2 separate regions of the Homo sapiens genome follow, and region 1 is linked to region 2. A link is a loop called in an ENCODE intact Hi-C map of the cell type or tissue named here. Cell type or tissue: heart left ventricle. All regions are shown on one strand. Links, peaks and the distances in the headings refer to the core of each region. The heading gives the core; the rest is flanking DNA.

What was found. Hi-C counts contacts between places; a loop is a spot of excess contacts. Peaks named below come from ENCODE experiments on the same cell type or tissue, not always from the same donor. Only the 100,000 strongest peaks of a DNase experiment are listed, where the experiment ranks them.
Region 1: a loop joins it to region 2, with 7 times the contacts of the local background. A loop is called at or near these places in 13 of 110 quality-filtered maps.

The regions. Positions count from the first base shown.
Region 1 is chr7:38,314,202-38,325,094 of GRCh38, forward strand. It overlaps TRG, TRGV9 and the pseudogene TRGVA. Among named protein-coding and RNA genes, the nearest start is that of TRG-AS1, 22 kb to the right of the region's middle. RefSeq lists a silencer at 4,725-4,904. In heart left ventricle, for the core only: a CTCF peak has its summit at 4,812; no DNase peak of the experiment used is centred there.
Region 2 is chr7:37,894,842-37,905,734 of GRCh38, forward strand. NME8 (NME/NM23 family member 8) reads left to right here. Exons shown (of 18, transcript NM_016616.5): 17 at 2,029-2,266; 18 at 5,403-5,556. The coding sequence ends at 2,251. Among named protein-coding and RNA genes, the nearest start is that of SFRP4, 17 kb to the right of the region's middle. In heart left ventricle, for the core only: a CTCF peak has its summit at 6,587 (motif pointing right); no DNase peak of the experiment used is centred there.

The DNA of each region.
Region 1 (10,893 bases), core at 3,253-7,252, 420 kb after region 2:
ATTCAGGGCATCCATCCATACAACGCGTTGACCCATTAGGTAAAATGAACCCATCAATAATAATGAAAGTATCAATCTCAATTCAACAGATATTCATTGAGCCCCTACTATATGCAGTACAGTATATTCTAATAAGATGCTGTCAGTGTTTCTGTGAATCCAAAACTTAAACCATTTAATTGGCAAATATTAACTTAGAGCTGGTTTGCCTCTGGCTAGTTTTCCTTTGGTGTGGCGAAAATGTTCCTGGTGAAGCTCACCTTAAGCAAAAGGAGAAGGGCAGGAGGAGTAAAGGACTATGAATTTCGACTTGTTTTTCCCCTATAATGGTCATCTGCACTATGCACAAGGCCACTGTCCTGTCCAGCTGTGTGTGAGTCAAAGGTCTTAGGGAACCATGACCAAAAGCTTAGAATTAAATTAATCTGGGATAACCTCTTGTAAGAGTTTCTTCATACTTAGCTATTCTCTCTATAAAATGTAATAGCCACACTATGATAGACGTAGCACTAAGCCCTGGATATATAAAGATGTGTATATGGGCCAGGCGTGTTGGCTCATGCCTGTAATCCCAGCACTTTGGGAGGCCGAGGTGGGGTGATCACGAGCTCAGGAGTTCGAGACCAGCCTGGCCAACATGGCGAAACCCCATCTCTACTAAAGATACAAAAAATTAGCCGGGCATGGTAGTGCGTGCCTGTAATCCCAGCTACTTGGAGGCTGAGGCAAGAGAATCGCTTGAACCTGGGAGGCAGAGGTTGCAGTGAGCCGAGATCGCGCCATTGCACTCCAGCTTGGGCAACAAGAGTGAAACTCCATCTCAAAAAAAAAAAAACCAGATGTGTGTATGTGTGTGTGTGTGTGTGTGTATGTTTTCTTGTATATATAGTCATACGCTGAATAATAATGTTTCAGTCAAAGATGGACAAATTATAATGAAACTGCCCTACACATGTGTAGCATTTTTTTTATATTCTATTTTTACTGTACCTTTTCTATGCTATGTTTAAATACACAAATATTTATCAGTGTTACAATCGCATATAGCATTCAGTACAGCAACATGCTATGCAGGTTTGCAGCTTAGGAGCAATAAGCTATACCATATATCCTAGGTATGTAGTAGGCTGTACCATGTAGGTGTGTGTTAAGGGCACTCTACAATATCTGCACAACAAGGACATTGCCAAAGGATGCATTTCTCAGGATGTTTTCCTGTCGTTAAGGGACACATGACTATATATGTGTGCTTGCTGTTATTTTTTTGTTGTATCTAGTTTTGTCTCTTGTCAGATAACGCTGGGCTGTCACAATATGCCAAGCACTAGGCCAAATCCTTGAAATGCATCATGTCAGGAGTTCTCACAGCCACCCATATGATAACCACAGGACCATTGCCTCACAGGTGAGGAAATGGGGCTAGAGAAGCTCAAGGCCTTGCCACACAGCTTATCCGTGGTAAGTAGAGCCCCATTTGGACCTATGTCCTTCTGACATGACAGGCCCAGGTCTTGACCACTTTGTACATTATATGTATACTCAGATAATTATTGAGCTGTTGAAAAATCAAAGTATCAGAGAAATTTGAGAAGATGAGACTAAGGATCATTCATCTCTGAACTCTTTCCCAGTGGAAATCTACTTTTCTCTATTTTATATTTGTAAGATCACATTTCAAGAAAGGGTTTCATGGCAAAAACATAAATTAAAACAACACCATCAACAATAATAAATTGCAAAGCCTGAGTTGAACTAGAAGTAACGAAAATTCATAAGAGACTTACAATCATGAGTTATATTCAAGTTGAGGACTGCCATTTTAGTGGTGAATGGCAGCCCAGTAGCAGAATGTGGTTCAACAGAAGCAACCTCGGGCCTTTGCAGAGCGTATGGGCCTTGTAATTTCTGCTGTGCATAATGCCTGGCTCAGAGTAGTCTATCAAAAGCTCATGGTTGGATGACCAGGCACGGTGGCTCACGCCTGTAATCCCAGCACTTTGGAAGGCTGAGGTGGGCAGATCACGAGGTCAGGAGGAGATAGAGACCATCCTGGCCAACATGGCGAAACCCCGTCTCTATTAAAAATACAAAAAAATTAGATGGGCGTGGTGGCACGCACCTGTAGTCTCAGCTACTTGGGAAACTGAGGTAGAAGAATCGCTTGAACCCGGGAGGCAGAGGTTGCAGCAAATGAATTTTTTCTCAAACCCCAATCCAAAGTGGACTTTGACTTAGATTCGATTAGTGGAAGTGTTTACGGATTTTGTACAAAATCAAACATCACCACTCAAGGCATGCATGTGATAGATTTGTCATTGCAGTCTGCCCTGCTCGTGGTTAGATCATGCTGCGTTTGTTACATGTTAACCTCCAGAAAAATGAATACCATTTAATGTCATATCCATTTTTTAATCGAGAGAAATAGGAAGGTCAGAGAAAACTTATGTAATGCATATTGACTAGTACAAAAGAATCACACTAAAAATGTGTATATATTATACCAGAAAAAAAATATATAATGAGTAGGAGAGGTTGAACCAGAAAAATAAGCATGGGTGACCTAGAAAAGCTGTTGGTGAGAGAGTACAACCCTGAAAAAGAGGAGGCTGGTCACTTGTATAGACTTATGCAAAGCTTCTGCTTTGAGAAAATATGTGGAATTTGGCAACTCCAAGTAGAGTCACCACATGAATGTTTATCTTAAAAACTGTTTACAAGCACACTGGTGGTAACTGTGGCTTCCCAATTCGTAATTATAAACAAAGACTCAATAAACATTTATTGAATGGGATGGCTCAAACTGTCTGCTGCTGTGCACCTCCCACAAGGCACAGTAGTAGGTAGCTATGTCCTGTTTCTCTACATTGTGAATGGTGAGAGTGGATGTAGACGTTTCAGGTATCCTATCCACCTCAAATTTGCCTGACGGAATGCCGGATTCCTTTCTGACAGTGCCGTCATATGAAATGGACACCAGGAACTGTATGACTTCACCAGGTCTCTCTCGATACCAATATACAGATGTTGCAGAAATTGTTATTCCAGACACCACACATTCCAGGCGGGCTGTTTTTGACAGCGTTTTAGTACTGGAAATTTGAGGTTGCTCTAGGTGACCTGCACCATATACACACACTGGGGAAAAAAATGGGAGGGAGTAAATAAACCAAGAATTTGGAATTTATAAAAATATATAACAATAGAGAATATCAGTCCAAAGTGATTGGGGGAGCAAAACTACTTACGAGCCCCAAGGACTGCCAGCGTTGATGTGTGGAGCAGTGACAGCATGTCTGCAGGCACTGTGCTTTCTGCCAGGGCAGCCTGAAATCACCGCAGAGAAGCGTTAGACCTCTGTGGCTTGGCTGAGTCCACCAAGTCAAACTTCCCATGGGTGAGGGTGACATGGGGCCCCCTGCATCGTTGTAAAGCGGTGTCCTCACCACCTGTTAGCACTTCCAGTCTGTGTGAAGACAGTCCTGCAAGGTCTGCAGCCTGAGATCAGACCACATAGTTTAGACGGCCACCTCAGACCACAAGGCGGCCACCCCAGCAAGTTGTCAGGCTGGTGTTGTTGGTTGCTGGGGCTGTGACATGCAGCATTGTCTTCTGAGAGCTTGTCTTCAACCAGCTGGAGAGATGTTGGTCCGTCAAGCCGCTTAGCTCTGCTCAGCTACCCACACAGCCTGCAGCACCGGGTCCTTCTGGTCACCTTCATGAGGCTGGGCCCTCCATCCCAGTTTGTTTGCTTCTGTTGAAGATTCAGGTTCCTGTCCCCTCCCTCAGCTACCTGAATAATGTACATCTCCTGAATCCCGGCTTCTCCTCAATGACAGTTTCCTATTGTCTGTTGTTCTTTCTCTAAGCCAAGACATTTAATCCGTCCCAAGGTATTTTTACAAACTGCTCTCCCCAGTGCATCCCTTAAAAGCTGCTGTGTTCCAGATTTCCATGCTTAATTTACCCACTGGGAGCTGCAGCTCACTGCCACTGCCCAGCATCGCAAGAGAGTATCATAACCTTATATCACTGTCCTGGGGAAACAGCAAAGGTCAAATTATGTTTTCTACCAAATGCGTGTCACTTTTGCACCATCATAAAGTAAAAAAAAATCTTAAGTCGGACCTCAGTTAAATCGAAAGCTGTCTGTACCCATATCCAGCTAACTCTTGGACATTTTCAAGTACGTCTGACATGGGATCTCAAACAAAGTCTGCTCATAGCCAGAGTGAACTCATTCCCTTCCCCCAAACCATATCTTCTTCCGAGTTCCCTGTATGACATAACTACCCACATTGCCCAAGCCAGGAGCTTGAGCATCAGCCTCAATTCTCCCCTCTAATTCACCGCACTCTAATTCCTGAGGATTCTACGTCCTAAACATTTCCTGGCTCACCACTGCCTCCACCTCACGCACCTCCATACATCCCATCTCGGCCCCTCCCACCCACCTTCCCCATGGCCACTAGACTGACCTGGTCCTTTTCCTGCTCTAAAGTCCTTGCTCTCTCTACCTTGCCTCTGAAGATGAAGTCCAGAGTTCTTAGGATAAGAGGTTCTCTGTGATGTGGCCACCCCCTCCCTGTCCTTCCATCTTCATTTAGTCACTTTCTGCCTGGAATTCCACGACCCACTTCTATGGATTGACTTGAATTTTTTTGTGTTTGGACTGCATTCTACTCCACATTCCCTGGCTAATTCCTGTTTATCCTTCTGGGCTCAGCCCCAGGCAGTCTTCCCCAGGAAGCTTACCTCACCCAGTAAGTCCAGGATGGAGATGCTTCAAATTGCTTTCTCTTCACGCCACCTAGTGCCTTCCTCTCTCCTAGCACCTCCTACCCAAGTCTTGGCCTGTTTACCCATTTCTCTCTCATTCTAAACGACAGTTAAGAGTTCCCAGGGGAGTAAGATCATGTGCTGTTTATCTCTCTATTCCCAGGTGTTTGTTGAATAGATGAAAGGGTGGAGTGAGGGAATGGATGGCCATTGTAGTATTTTTTTGTCGTTCTGATGTTAACAAAACATCACCATTTAAAATACAGTTTTTAAAGAGTTACCAAGCAATGGACACTTAGTGAATGCCTTAATGTGTCAAGCAGTTTGTAGCCATTATGATGTTTAATACCATAAATTTAGTATAATCTTCACAAAGCCCTACTCAAAGCAGGTCAGGTAATGGGTCAAGGTTTAACAGCTTGTTGGTGACAGATTTAAGATTAATTCTATCGGGCTGCAAAGCCTGAGCTCTTTGAGTAGTTCTCTCTGCCTCTGTTTTCTTATCTACCAAAGGAGAATAAAATCACAGCCTACCTTACTGGATGTTGCAAAGAATAAATGTTTGCCCAGGTAGACTGTTTAGGGCAATGCCTGACACAGAGCAAGCCCTTGGAAACTGATGGTGATTTCTGTTATACTCTCCCATGCTGCCTTCTGTGAACTTGCCCCTGCTCACCAGCAGCAATGCACCAGCTATGCCCTTGTCTTGCTAAGACAGACTAGCTGGGAGGCTCCCTAAAGCAAGAGACGATGAGAGGGAAAGAACTTGGGACCATTTCTAAGAAACAAAACTTGAAAAGTCTGGTGATGATGCCTCTGAAGGTGAGATCACTTAGGAAAGATAAAATCTTGGTCTCTAAGCTGGTCTATCACCCTGGAGGTTGAGGCTGAAACCAGGTAGTATAATTCAGAGGGAGATTGATTTTGGACATTGCTGTTTTCTTTATTTTGGAGATGAGGAAACTGATGGCTAGGAAATTTAAGAACTCGCTCAAGCTCACAGCATTCATGAAGAGTACAGCAGGTGTTGGTGAGGAGTGAAGGTGGAGGTTTGTGGTGGTGAAGGTTCACTGCAGTGGCAGAGTCTCCTCTTGAGGAAATGAAAGATGTTGTTCCATAAGGAGGTGACTGGGGAGCTTGCGCCTCCATTTGGCCACACCCTGATAGTCACCATTTCACCAAATTTACTCTTGTTTGGAGTAAAGCACTGAGAGAGGGGGCAGGCAGAAGAGGAGGCATCTCCTCTCTGTGCCCATTTGGTTTTATCAGCACAATTAGAAAAATGAAATGAAGGAACAACTCCAAAACAGAATGAAAGTTTCCTCCTGTATGGCCTCTGTCCTTCTCACACAAGTTGGAAGGCCTTAGCCGTGAACTGAGCCTTCAGTAGAGGTTAGAGACGCTGGGCTGTTTCAGAAGCAAGGCGTAGCGTTTTTTTTTTTTATTTCTTGTTGCTCAGACTGGAGTGCAATGGCACGATCTCGGCTCACCACAACCCCTGCCTCCTGGGTCCAAGTGATTCTCCTTTTGTTTTTTATTTGTATAAATTTAAGGAGTACAAGTGCAATTTTGTTACACACATATAATGCACAGTGGTAAAGTCTTGGCTTTTAGTATACCCCACACCTGGATAATACTCATTGTGATGTGAAATTACTTAATTTCCATCTGTATTCCTTCTGCCCCCCACCACCCTTACAAGCCTCCAATGTCTGGTTCCACACCCTATGTCCACTTGTACACATTATTTAGCTCCCACTTATAAGTGAGAACATCCAGTATTTGTCTTTCTATTTCTGAGTTGTTTCACTTTAGATAATGGCCTCCAGCTTCCTCCATGTTTCTGCAAAAAACAGGACTTCATTCTTTTGTATGGATAAGCAGTATTCCATTGTGTGTATATACCACATTTATTATGGATGAATAGTACTCCACTGTGTATATATACCACATTTTCTTTATCCAGCCATCCACTAATGGACATTTAGGTTGATTCCATATTTTTGCTATTATGAACAGTGCTGTGATAAATATATGAATGCAGTCTAATATAATGATTTATTTTTCTTTGGGTGGATATCCAGTTATGGGATTGCTGGATTGAATGGTAGTTCTATTTTTAGTTCTTTGAGAAATTTCCATACTGTTTTCTAGAGAAGTTGTACTAATTTACATTCTCATCAACAGTGTATTAAGCATTCTCTTGAAAAGGCATTTAAATTCAGCTTAGACTTCAAAGAATTTCTTTTTTTTCTGCACATAGAGCAGCAGAGGGGTTTCCTGTTTGGTGCTGGAGGATCAGTAACACAGGCTTTCTTTTTTTTTCTTTCATTTATTCTATGTTAAAAAAGACTGCTTTATATGAAGGTAGTGGGCATAGTGATCTTATGTGTATGGCTTTGCTTTAATACAAAAATCATAGTCATATAACTTAGCAGACATTTGGCTAAACCCCCTCATTTGTCAGATAGGAGAACAAAAGTCTAGAGAAGCTTGGGATACACACGTGTTCCACACTGGGGTGCTGTTGAAGGAGAAGTGGAAGGTAAATGTCTCATCCAGGGAGGACTGCATCACCCTGCCATGGCGACTGTCTACTCACATCAGTTCCTATGCAGCCCGCCCACGGGTGAAAGTACTGAGAAGTGGGCAGTCATGTTTCCCATGCTTCTAATTGCTGACTCTATTGCAAAATGATAACAGTCCCAGGGCCAAGAGCTTGGAAGCTGGAAACAGGAGTAGGCTTCTAGTCTCAGCTTTTCAACCATTTTGTGGTAAATCTCAGCAAGTCCTCCACCCTTGAAATCTCTTCCAAAATATTTTATTTGTGCATTCTTCAGGGGAGATGGTCAGATTCTTAAATGATCAGTCTCTAACAGCACTGTCCAACAGAAATAAATGAGTCACCAATGTGAGTCACACACTTTAATTTTTTTAGTTGCTGCATTAAAAAAAGTAAAGAGAAACAGGTAAAATTAGTTTTAATGCTATTGGCTTTAGTCCAAGATACCTAATCATTTCAACTTTTGATCATTATAAGAGTTATCTCACTTTTAACACTAAAGCTTCAAAATATGATTTTAGACACACAGCCCATCTCAGCTTGGACTATTGCACTTGGTATGTTTCCCATGCTCAATAGCCACAGGTGGCTAGTGGCACCTGCATTCAGGAGCACAGGTCATCCTGCAAAGGCTTCAGAGACACTGAACTGGAGCATCTTTAAACAGACCCCTTTCGATGAGATATAGATCACTGAGTCTGCACAAGCTGAAAGCCTCATCTGTAGTGGGACCGGGGAAGGGACCTCCAGGATAGATGGGGAGGTGAGGGACAGGGGATAAGACTTTTTTCTTCTATGCCACAGGGAAACCCAAGGGACCAAGAGTAAGTGAAAATGCCCAAGGCCTTGTTGGATCGGGAGGAAGAGTCCTTTTGTGTAGGGCTGGGGCAGCATGCAAGGCTGCGCAGGGCCCAGGTTGTGCAGTAGTTCATGCCCTCGATGCCTGTCTCCAACTTCAGTACTGCCAAGATAGAGCTGCTGCCATCCTTGGCTATGATTTTATCTGCTTTCAGGATGGAATCCCACTGCACATCCAACTTGGACATGGCCAGCTGGTGGAGTGCCTCAGGGACCTGGCCCTTCTGCTGGTACCAGTGGGTGTAGCTGATCCTGGTGCGGACCACGCACTGCAGGATGACCAAGCTTCCCTAGTGCCCCAGGACATGGGCCAGCTGCTCCGGCCTGATGAGCCACCAGCCAGCTGTCAGGGAGAGAGCAGTGAGGTAGGGATGTCCCAAAGCCTCGCCACCTCTACACAGGTCCTTAGGTAGGAGACTGACCTGGAAACAGGATGACCCAAAGGAAGGCAGGGCAGCCCACCATATCTCTGATCCTGACTGGGGGAGAGGAGCCCAGAGTGACCTGTTTCAAACTATGGACCTGAGCCACACTTTCCTGAGTTATGGTAGCGACCAGCTTAGGGCCTGAACTGCTATTTCCCTGGTGGTGCAAGGAGGTAACTGATGAGAGAAATGGGGGAGGAAGAAAGAAGTTCCAGAGGAGAGACAGAAATCTGACCACAAGGTGAAGGGAGGGATGACCAATGGCTAGAGTGCTGAAAAAGGCTTAAAGAGTGTTGCTGGTATAATTAGCAATAATAGCAATCATTGGTTGGACACCAGCAAAACTCTTGCACTGCACTAATTGGTTTAGGGCCATTGCTTTATTAAATCCTAAAATAACTCTATAGGACAAATGTTATCTTCAGTTTAGAAATGAAGGAGTAAGGCTGTTATTTTAAGTAGCTTTTCCAAGGCTGTAATACCTAAAGAGAATCAGAGTTGGGAGAGAAGCCAGGCCAGGCTGGTGACAAATTTCTGCTTCATGTAACCATCTTATACTCAGAGAACAATGAGTGTGCTGCTTGCTCCAGAGGAAGGGACAAACACAAAACAGCAATCCCTAAAAAAACCCATGCCAACCGTCTGAGCCAGCATCGGAGCGTGTCACCCAGAGGTCCTAGTAGAAGGAGATTTTCAGTGCCCTAAAATAACATGATAGCTGTGTAGTCTTGGGCAAGTTGTTTCACCTCTTTTTCCTCATCTGTAAAGAGAGGTGTCATAGGGCCACATGGACAGTAAACAGGAGAATGTGAGCAGAGCACGCAGCACAATCCCAGCTGCATAGACCATGCTCAAGAAATGTGGGGTGTTGTTGTTTCACCTGGAAACTGGATGGGTTCCAGTAAATGATCTCTGGGGTTCACACAAAGTAGAAATTATAGGGACTAATGCAGTTTTCAAGAACCAGGTGTGTGCGTGCGTGTGTGTGAGTGTGTGTGTGTCTCCAAAGGAAGAAGGCTAAGTCAGGCCAGCAGACAGAGAGGGCCTGGAGGCAGGACCAGCTCATCCTCTGCCAGTGGCACGTCCTTGGAAATGGTGAAGACTGTGCATTGGGAAGGGCCAGCGAAGGACACACCTGCCAAAGGCTTGGAGAAATAGACCCAGCCTTGAGTTCCTACTGAAATGAAGGTTCATTTTCAGCTTTGCTAATGACACCCAGGACCTCCTGAGTAGTCAAAGAGATGGCCATGAGGGGAAGGTTGTGGGCATGGCAAGAAAAGGGGTCTGGCTTGGGAAGGGAAGCTGTGAGTCCCTGGGCTCCCACGACCAGACCCAGTTCCTGAGCTTCTCTTCGATGGCAAAAACTGAAAGTCATGATTCCAGTTTTCAGCATTCTCACATGCAGGGCTTAGGGTTGTGCTGAGTTGGTGAGAAGGTGGTCAAATACAAAGCTAGCAGAACGTTTTGACAGAGGGATATTCTGGGGCTATCATTTATACACTCTATAGACCTTTAGCCCAGGGGTGGGCTAGGGTAATGGGAAAGAAAGTGACAGCTATGGTCAGAAAAGGTCAACGCAGGGAAATGACAGGTAGAAAGTGCAAAATACAGACAGTGAGCAATGGAAATGGGCAAATTATTTGTCTTCAATCTTTCTCTATTTTCTAGATTTTTTTAGAAATAAGAAAATATTATTTTAGAGGAGAAAAAAATTATAACAACTACATATGTTTTCAATATTCAAATTGGTTATTTAATTGCACCTTGTGCTTATAAGGTGCAATATGCACATGAAAAAAGTGATATGTTTCATTTTAGTCTCGTCATAACAAATCAAACCATATTAGAGTCACATCTGAGGTAATATACCAAGTCAACATGGCATTGCATAATGAAGTGCAGTGGAAAGCCTCATCCTGAAGGCATATCTTGAAGGTAAATTTAATAGAAAAAAAAAAAACTTCAGTAATGCTTACAAGATACTTATGTCATCACCGATTCATGCACAAATTTGGTTATTACTATTCTATAATAAATTTGGTGACATTTGGACAACCTCATTGGTGAGAATAATTTTTGTAAAGTTTCCGCTTTCTAATTTTTTTGTTTGTTTATTTCAATAGTTTCGGGGGAATAGGTAGCTTTTGGTTACATGGATAAGTTATTTTGTGTTGTCAGTGTTCAAAACTATGTTTCTCTCAATTGTTGTTTTAACCGTTTTAATTCAATTACTGATCATTAAAGACTCAAAAGTTGTTAGCAATAGCCAAT
Region 2 (10,893 bases), core at 4,291-8,290:
TCCTACTTTCCTTTCTCCCTTTCCTTCCCTTCCCTTCCCTTTCCTTTCCTTTCTTTTCCTTTCCTTTCCTTCCTTCCTTCCTGTTTCTCTAGGTCTTCACATTAGATATAGAGGCTGCCTCAGTTCAAACCGCTGCTTCGCCAACATACTTAATTGTTGCCTGAGTTTCCTTATCTGTTGAATGGGAATAATAATAGTATCTATCTAATAGGCTTGTTGGCAGGGCTACATAATTGATGTGTTGAAAGTACCTAGAACAGTGCATGACAGATATTAAACACTTGATAAATGTTAGCTATGATTATTCACATCTTTTTTTACATGTGTTGATACCTTGTCAAACTATGTATACATAATAACATAAATATTACGATAAGAAATACACTCTTTTAAAACTTCTTTCTACATGATGCATCTGTTCCTGACAACACATACTTTTATAACCACCACATAGAAATTACAGGCTAACATTTATTGTTTCCTTAATTCCAGGCCTTGTGATGAGCTGTACACACTTTATTTCATTTGACTCTTATAATAATAACTCTGTGAAGTAGTTTTACTAGAATTTCCACTTTGATTTTGAGAGAACATAGGACCAGGGCTAGAAGTTGTCCGCAGTCACAAAACTAGTGTTTCGCTGGGTCCTGAACCCAGGGAGTCTCTGCTTTTAACTGCTGCTTTCCAAAACTCTCTTTTACACAGAGTTCATAATTATGTGAACATCATTATCGATTTACTATGAGTTACATGTCTTTTCTATTTTATATATATTACACATCAAAAATTTTCTATACAGTCATGCTTTGCAGTACAATATTTCAGTCAATAATGAATCACATGTACAGCAGTAGTCCCATAAGATTATCATGGAGCTGAAAAATTCCTATTGCCTTAGTGACATCGTGATCATTGTAATGCAATGCATTACCATTTGTGTTCATATATGTTTAGATACACAAATAACACTGTATTACAGTTGTCTACAGTATTCAGTATAGTAACATGCTATACAGGTTTATAGCCCAGGAGCCATAGGCTGAACCAGATAGCCTAGGTGTGTAAGAGGCTATTCTATCTAGGTTTCTGTAAGTATATTCTAGGATGTTTGCACTACAATGAAATAACCTAATGTCACATTTCTCAGAAAGTATCTGCATTATTAAGAGGTACATGACTGTACATACACACACACATGCACACACACACACGTGTGTATAAAATACGTATAAGAAACCTCTTTAATTGCATGTCTTCTCTTTTTTCAGTTCCTGACAATTTGTCAATGAGTTTAGGAAGGCAGAATTTATAAAGTTAACAAAATTTAATGGAATATATGTGCTATTGAGATATAAATAATAAGCAGAAGCCTAGGACTGTACCATGACAGCTTAGAAAACTAACTTTCATACTTATTGCAGGTTGCATTTTCTGGGAAGCTGGAAGTTTCTTGTTCAGGCTATTGAGTAATGATGCCATGAGGAAGACAGGGCAAAGAAGCAGGATGGGGATGACGGCAAGTCAAGATGTAGTGCAGACCAGACAACAGCCTCTGCTAACCACAGCTAGATTGGTCTATCAGAGTTGTCCAGTATTGGCTGAGATGACCAGGCTGTTGTATGCTCACATCACTCAGTTACTTGAAGTAGGCCATCCTGGCAATGAGGATGGCCTGAGCAAGGCTATCTTAACTTGAGGCAATCCCTGAAGCGGTTAGAGGCTGCTGGACAACCATAAAGCAACAAGTCTTGAATCCATGACAATGTCTCTATTTACAGACCTCAAAGTAGCAAAATAATAAGACTTCATTGACAAATATTCTCTAGAATTAAATTATAGCACCCACCTAGCATATAAACCTATTAGAAGAGGGAGAAATGAAAAAAAGAAAGTACATGATTGCACTGATAAGGACAAAGAATAAAAAGGAGCTCCCTGGCTCAGGCTGCAGTGTTCTGTCTTTAGCCTTGTTTGCAGTGTCAACAGTTTTCAGTAGGCTGGGTCTTCTGAAAGCACCGTTCTTTGCAGGGGTCCATCTATGGTCATGATTCTGACCAAGTGGAATGCTGTTGCAGAATGGAGACGATTGATGGGCCCAACAGACCCAGAAGAAGCAAAATTACTTTCCCCTGACTCCATCCGAGCCCAGTTTGGAATAAGTAAATTGAAAAACATTGTCCATGGAGCATCTAACGCCTATGAAGCAAAAGAGGTTGTTAATAGACTCTTTGAGGATCCTGAGGAAAACTAAAGTATATACTGTGAAGTACGTACCTGTTTAATTATTATTTTATTTTATTTGCTTGTTGCAGTGACTGAGGCTAGGACAAACCTGTCCTAAAAAGAGAAGAACTTTTCCTAAATTCCTGAATCAAGCTTTATTTCCTGTGAGACACACTGTTCTATTGCATAGTAGCCACACAGCCTCAAAGCTGAACCTTGTAGATGCTGATGACCGTGGGGATTCTGGTTGCTTGTAACCAGGCTGGGGATGCTGCATCCAGGCTGGAGGGATGGAGACAACAGGGCAAGCAACGCACCCATTGGTTCACACAGCTTGGTCTTGAGCTGTGGTGTCTTCTACCATGATATAAAAAGCCTCATGCAGTCCCTCTACTCAGCTCCTTTCCACTTCTCTGCTTTGAATGGCCAAAGTTTCTTTCTTTTTATCTTTATTTGTTCTAAACAAAAACAAAACAAAACAAACCAAACCAAAACAAAAAATAGGATGCATGCGCAGAACGTGCAGGTTTGTTGCATAGGTATATGTGTGCCATGGTGGTTTACTGCACCTATTGACCTGTCCTTTAGGATCCTTCCCCTCACCCCCCACCCCCCAACAGGCCCTGATGTATGTTGTTCCCTTCTCTGTGTCCATGTGTTCTCAATGTTCGACTCCCACTTATGAGTGAGAACATGTAATGTTTGGTTTTCTGTTCTGGTGTTAGTTTGCTGAAGATGGTGACTTCCAGTTTCATCTATGTCCCTGCAAAGGACATGATCCTTTTGATGGCTGCGTAGTATTCCATGTACCACATTTTCTTTATCCAGTCTATCGCTGATGGGCATTTGGGTTGGTGCCATGTCTTTGCTATTGTAAATATTGCTGCAATAAACATATGTGTGCATGTGTCTTTATAGTAGAATGATTTATATTCCTTTGGGTATAAACCTAGTAATGAAATTACTGGATCAAATGGTATCTCTGGTTCTAGATCCTTGAGGAATCACCATACTGTCTTCCACAATGATTGAACTAATTTACATTCCTACCAACAGTGTAAAAGTGTTACTATTTCTCCACAGCCTCACCAGCATCTATTATTCCTGACATTTTAGTAATTGCCTGAATGGCCAAAGTTTCAGTGTACAGTGTACAATGATTGTACAGTGTACAGTGATTGAAAAACCCACAGTCACCTTGGGCTGGTGGGAATATAAAATGGTGCATCTTCTGGATAATCATTTGGCAGTTTCTTAAAAGGTTAAACATAGAATCATTATTTAACCCATCAGTTCTATTCCTAGGTGTATTCCCAAAAGAACTGAAAACAGGGACTCAAACATATACTTGTACAGTAATGTTTATAGAAAAATGATTCACAATAGCCAAAAGGAAGAAACTACCCAAGTGTCCATTAACAAAACAATGAATAAAGTGTGGTATAAAGATACAACGGAATATTATTTAGCCATTCAAAGGAATAAAGTATTGATGCATACTGCAACATGGATGAATCTCAAAAAAATTTTGCTAAATGAAATGTTAGACACAGAAGAACACATATTGTATGTTACCACTTATATGAGTTACCTAGAACAAGCAATTATAGAGAGAAAAAGTAAATTATAGCTTGGGGCTGAAGGAAGGGTGAAATTGTAAGTTATTCCTTAATGGGTGCAGAGTTTTCCTTTAAGTTGACAAAATATTTTGGAAATTGTTTGTGGTGATAATTGCAAACCATGCAAATGTCATTAATAACATTGATTTGTATACTCAAATGGTTGCAATGGCAAATTTAATACACACAACCCCTGACATATTGCCAGGATAAAAAAAATAGTAACAAAAATAGTGAAATAAGGAAGAATGATTTCTCAGACAAGCACAAAAAGCTCTTGCAAGAGAACTCTTCAAAACCCATTCCAAAATGATACAAAATTAAGTTAGTGTTACATTTTTAAAAGAAAATTCATGTAATCCTAACACAGAAACCCTTAATTAAAAGTAAGCCTTTATGTTGGGAGTGTAAATTAGTTCAACCATTGTGGAGGACAGTGTGCTGATTCCTCGAAGACCTGGAACCAGAAATACCATTTGACCCAGAAATCCCATTACTGGATATATACCCAAAGGAATATAAATCCTTCTATAAAGATACATGCACGGATATATTCATGGCAGAACTATTTACAATAGCAAAGATATGGAATCAGTCTAAATGCCCATCAATGATAGACTGGATAAAGAAAATGTGGTACATATATGGCATGGAATACTATGCAGCCATAAAAGGGAATGAGATCGTGTCCTTTGCAGGGACATAGAGTTGGAAGCCACTATCCTCAGCAAACTAATGAAGGAACAGAAAACCAAACACCGCATGTTCTCACTTATAAGTGGGAGCTGAATGATGAGAACACATGGACACATGGGGGGAACAACACACACTAGAGCCTGTCGGTGGGGGCTGGGGGAGGGAGAGCATCAGGAAGAATAGCTAATGGATGCTGGTCTTAATACCTAGGTGATGGGATGATCTGTGCAGCAAACTACCATGGCACACATTTACCTATGAAACAAACCTGCACATCCTGTACACATACTCCTGAACTTAAAATAAAGTTGAAGAAAAAAGTAGGCCTTTAATAAAGTTCTTAAACAGTTAGTAAATAAAGGAAATTTTGTTTCAAACAAAATGTAACAATACCAACAAACTCCCTAAACTCTTTCTTGGGCATCTCTGACCTGAGAGTCCTGCTGAACCCCCAGCTGCTCCCCCAGGCCACCCCACAACCCTCGCCTTTACACTCCAGCCTGTCCATCGTGTTCAGAAGGAGCTGCACAATCTGTCCTGGTATTTTTCTCACCCTCTTCCTATTGTCTTCCTAACCTTTGGTTTAACCAGCAATTCTGAATCCTTGAACGGGTTGGGTAGAAATCTTACTCACAAGTTAATATTTTTAACCCTGTCACAAATGTTTGTTCATTAACTCATTGCTCTGTAAATGTTTGATGACTGCTTACTTGCTCAGTCAGGCTGTCTATAGGTAAAGGTTAAGGCCCATCTCCCAGCTCTGTGATTTGTGTGCAAAACTTCAATATGGAAACTGATAAATGCTGAAAGATTAGTGTATAGCACTGTCATTTATTTTATTAAGTGCATTCTTTCTTTTCCTAGAACTTTGAGAAGATAATACATATGTTCACGTCAATATACAACCATTTGGCACAGCTTCCTGGGAGGAATAATAAGAAAAACATGCTTTGGAGGAAAACTCAAGATACAAAAATGAATGGCTATGCATAATAACAATAAAAATGTATTCCCCAAACAAATCTTAATGTTTATTTTTAACTGATCTTCCGGAAAAGATTTAAGGTATATAAATGCACACAATCTACAACAAGATAATTGAGGGAGGAACACGGAATGTGGGGAAGAAGAGAGTAGGAGAGATCAAATAAAGCCAGGAGTGGAGTTAAATACAAATGCATACTGCCTAATGTATATTGAAAATTGGTCAAAGTTTTGACTCTAAATTTTCTTGCAGAAAATGAGGAAAAGGATGACATGTAGATTTATATAGTTTGCAAACTATAGTACTGTCCAACAGTCCACGCAGTGTACCTAACTCCCTCATGGTAAGATAATGCAAGAAGGTAATAAGCCGATTTTGTTTTTGTTTCTTTTCCTCTCTCATGATGTACCCTGAATGACATTTTCTGCAGTGGTATGCCCTTAAGCCCATAGCCAGAGTAATGTGTGGTTCCCAGCATGTTAGCCGTGACACCCTCTTTTTCACTCAGGAGAAATATTAGATTGCACATGATTGAGAATAAGGTTGCTGAATGATTAACTTTTCAATTTAATTTCTTAACTCTAATATTAATAAAAGTAAGACGCTCACAAGCTTTGATCCTTCCACATTAGTAACAGATTACTCACTGCAATACTTTCATATTCCAACATAATGTTTGAGAAGCATGCCTGTGAACAGTGTTAAATTATACAAAATCTAATTATGTACATAGGAGTTATCAGTAAGGATATTTCTCAATCTTTCTCCAGAATGCAGTAAAAAATAAGGTAAATCGATTATCGGCTTCCTTTAGATTGTGCAGAGAAATAAGTACAGTCAATACCTTCACTTTCCTCGCTTCTTTCACCTTCCCTGCTCCCGCAGGTTGAATAGTATTATCTGATGCTTTCCATGGCCTGATAGTATCTGGATATTCATAATATGATTGTGCTGAGTGGCACACTGCTATTGCCTCAAGAATGATCCAGACCTTCGAATGCATTGGGGAGGGGGGAACAAGAAAAAAAAAAAAAAACTCTCTTAAAAGTGATATCGTATTTCACCAGCAGATGGCAAGCTACACTCAGTTGTGTGTATATGTGACTAAAGTTGTGCAAAGATTTCATACACAAGACATAGAGAAAGGCCATTTCTTTCTAATTGAAGTAGCTAGAAATCTAATAATCAATGTCTAAAGAGATCTATCCAATTAAGCTTTAAGTTGAGTTCGTCTTGGTCTCGAGGGGATTGTATTTAGTGGGTGGAACACAGCAGCAAGAGGTAGGCATGTAAGGACTGGGGTTAGCAGTACTTGGAAATATCTTCTTGCCTCTGGGGGAGAAAGATTTTAAAAGGCTAGAAAGTCACCAGGGCTTCTGCTAAATGGGCTGGTCTTGAATTTCGGCTGGACTTTAGGTAGTAAAAGCATGGCCTGGACCACTGTGGCTGAGACAAGTAAGGCCTGAAAAATCAGCAGGAAAAGTTGGAGCTTGAGGCTGAGAACTGTCAGCTGATGAGATACCCAGGAGGGTGGGGATGTGGGTCTGAATTCAGGGACAGGCTCAGTAAGTAGGCAATGGGACACCTGTGCAGAAACTGCCTCTATCCCATCAGCCAAATACATGAGGATGACTTCGCTGGGATGAGGTCAGTGTCTACATGAATTCCCCCAGACAGAACAGTCCCCATTCTCTAGTACTGGCTCAGTCATGCACCTTGACCCTAAAGCCAGAGTCTCTCTGATGGCTACACCCAGTCCATCCAGCCCAGTTCCATGACAGGACACCCAAAGCATTCTTGATTTGAGCCTAATGCTCTCCAGTACCTTCTTTGGATGCCCTGTGGAAGATGGACAGATTTCGTAAAATATGCTGTCCTCTATTTGTGGCCCTCTAGCTGGACTGTCTTAGTGCCCCTTCTGGACACTGAAAGGGATTCCTGACACTGATGCCTATCTGAACTGTGTCTGAACCTGCTCAACCATTGGAAGCTACTTTGGATGACCTCCAAAGCCAAACATTTTATGCATTCCAAAAAGGGAGAAAGTTGACTCAGCAATTGTCTGCCTAATTTTCAGCTGCTGAACTATTTCAATGACATAATGAATATTTTAAATGATTATAATTATTCTTAAAATGTTAGTGAATTTTAAAAGTCCATCAGTTTGAATCAACAACATTATTTTAGATTTATTTTGGTACCATGGCGAAATTTTATTCATAATACCATTTTTTTTGCTTAACTTCAGTTCTTTGCACCTTGTTATATTATTCAAGTTCTTATAATGTTATGAGATTTAGGAATAGTCCTCTGATTATATGCCCTCCCTGTTAGCTGAATATAATTGTTAATAAACAATTTAATTGTTTTCCCTTTTCATAATATGTCATTTAAGTGAGCCATACTGGCCATTAGAAAGTTGTTCTCATTGAGATACTGCAGCTGCATGTTTTAGTTATAAAATTTTTCTCATACAAATATCACAACTAAATATATTAGACTTAGGCTGTAAAGGCAAAATTACACACCATGGCTTTGTTCTTGACATTAATTACCTCTTTACAAATATTTTCTTACATTCCAGTAGACAGAAATTTCTCTCAGGTAGCAAAGCAAATAAATACTGTAAGTTCTGTAGTGGTGATCAACATATTCTTTCTTTAATAAATTCGAAAAGAAAAAGACATGAAAAAGCATGAAGACAAAAGTCGAAGGCTTAGGGATTAAATAGTGTATGGCTGCCAGTTACAGAAATTGACAGAGACATTCTGTTGCTTGACACTACTTTATAGTTTGTGCTGGAAAAGTATGGTGGTCAAACTTTAATATTTTTATGATTGTCATAGTGTGATGAGTATGAGAATGTGAATCACAACCTCCAATTGCAGGGGCCATATTGACAAGGGTTCTAGCTCTGCACCCTGAAATTCACTGTCACCTTTGCAGCAAGACCACACTACCTATGGGTTGCTCCCAGTCAGTGACTGAGCACAACAGGATACTTAGAGCTATCCCTGGGAGAAGAGGGACTCCTTTGACAGATGACTGGCTCAAGACTCCCAAGTAACCTTGCCAAACTTTCCTTAGACTTTACAGCAGTCTGGAATGCTTCTACCCAACCTTTCTTCTCTCTTCCCTCTCTCCTTCACTCAGGGTGGACATCCATTGTGCTCTGACAGCTCTCCCAGCCCTACCCAGATCCCTCCCCATTCTCTCTCACAGGCGTTTTGCACATTTAATTCTGTTTTGGCATTTGCTTCTCTGAGGACCCAGATGAAAACACATATGATCAAGGGAATAGTTTTCAAATTAGCATGTCTAAATGTCTTTAAATCAAACTACATTCTATATATATACCTGTCTGATAATATTTTTGTAGTATCTGATAGTTATAAAAGTAACACATGTTCATTAGACAAAATATAGAAAACCTTTATGGCTTACACTCTTTTTTTTTTTTTTTTGAGACTGAGTCTCGCTCTGTCACCTAGGCTGGAGTACAATAGCGTGATCTTGGCTCACTGCAATCTCCACCTCCCTGGCTCAAGAGATTCTCCTGCCTCAGCCTCCCAAGTAGGTGGGACTACAGGCGCCCGCCACCACGCCTAATCTTTTGTATTTTTGGTAGAGACGGGGTTTCACCATGTTAGCCAGGATGGTCTCGATCTGACCTTGTGATCCACCCGCCTCAGCCTCCCAAAGTGCTGGGATTACAGGTGTGAGCCACTGCGCCCAGCCTATGCTTTGCACTCTCTTATGGCAACATTTTTTATGGTCTTTAGTATTCAATAATGAAGGAAAGTTATTTGTGTCACAAACACCTATCCTACACTGACATGACTTGGGAACCACATTCAAAAGTCCATTTTCACAAATTATTGGTAAAATAAACTCTGATACATCCAAGCTATGCAACTGTCCAATATAAACCTACTGTTGCATTCTTTAGTGGAGCAATTTTCATGCTGCCTTATTAAGTTCATACACCAAAACAGGAGGAAAACCCAGAAGGATTCACACCAAAATGCTAGTTTTGACATTTTGAGTAGCTACTTTGATATTTTGGGTCTTTTTGTTTTATTTCATGTTTTTGCTTATTTCTGTTCTTTGAATAATAAGGGGGGATATTCCATTGCTATCCAAGGGTTCAGCGTCTTCTTTGGGGTACTTTAAATTAAAGTAGATGCTCTATCTTGGGTACTTCATTCATCTGGAGAACATGGCATGCTTCCTTATCAGTTAAATCACAGAGTTGACAATTAATTGATATTATGGCTAATAATATCAGTTAATTACTGATATACTGTTGGGTGGTATGCCTCTCACTATGATGTAATACATCTTTCAGTGTAAACTGCTTTTCAAAAGTATTTTCCAATAGGAAATATGGTCAGCATTAGCATAAATCAGACTATAACAAGAAGCAGAAATTTGTTATCCTGTTGCTCTTTCTATGGTGATAAATAAATAGTCCCTCTAGCAGCCCAGATTTATGTTACCAAGAAGTCAGTGGACTTTGGACTGGTAAATCAAAATTCAGGAAATTTGAGGGCCCAGATCTGCCTCTAGCTATGTGCAAGAAATCAGACAAACTTATACAACCTTTCTCCAACAAGCGAGGTTATGACTTCTGAGGTCTTATTCAACCTTTTCATTCCATGATTCCAAACAATCATTCTTGCTCTTTGAATGGTAATAATAGCAGGTACATCCTTGCAGTAAAAATGTGCTCTTCTTTTTCACTCAGGGACTGGTTACCCCAACCAGAAACACCCTCAAGCTAGTAAGGGGTTTTGCTGTAAGAATGCGATAGACCATCTTATAGGTATCCAAGGAGAGAAACCAAAAGTGTGATCAGACTGCATTGGTTTAGAGCTGAAAAGTAAGAACTAAGGCTATTTATGTAAGTTCTCATGTATCTTAAAAGAAGTCTAGACAGAGAGCATCTATTGGCAACTCTGCTATACTCTAATTCTTCAGTTCCTGTAGTTAACCAGTTATATTATTAAGTTTGATTTGTTAAAAAAATAGAGAAGGTTGCATAGGCTTTTCCAGCAGTTAAGAAATCTGTCTATCTATCTATCTATCTATCTATCTATCTATCTATCTATCTATCTATCTATCATCTATCTATCTATCTGTCTGTCTGTCTGTCTATCTATCCATCCATCTATCTTTCTATCCATCTATCTATCAATCATCTATCAAGCCATCTATTTATCTCTATACTTTGAGGGGCTCAAATCACTATTTCCCAGCTGCCAGGAGTGTAGGAAGTGCTGAGAATGTTGTCAGCTGATGGTTCACAGACGAAGGGAGGAGCTTTGCCCAAGGTGGCCACCAGTTCCAACTTTACATTTTTAATCAATA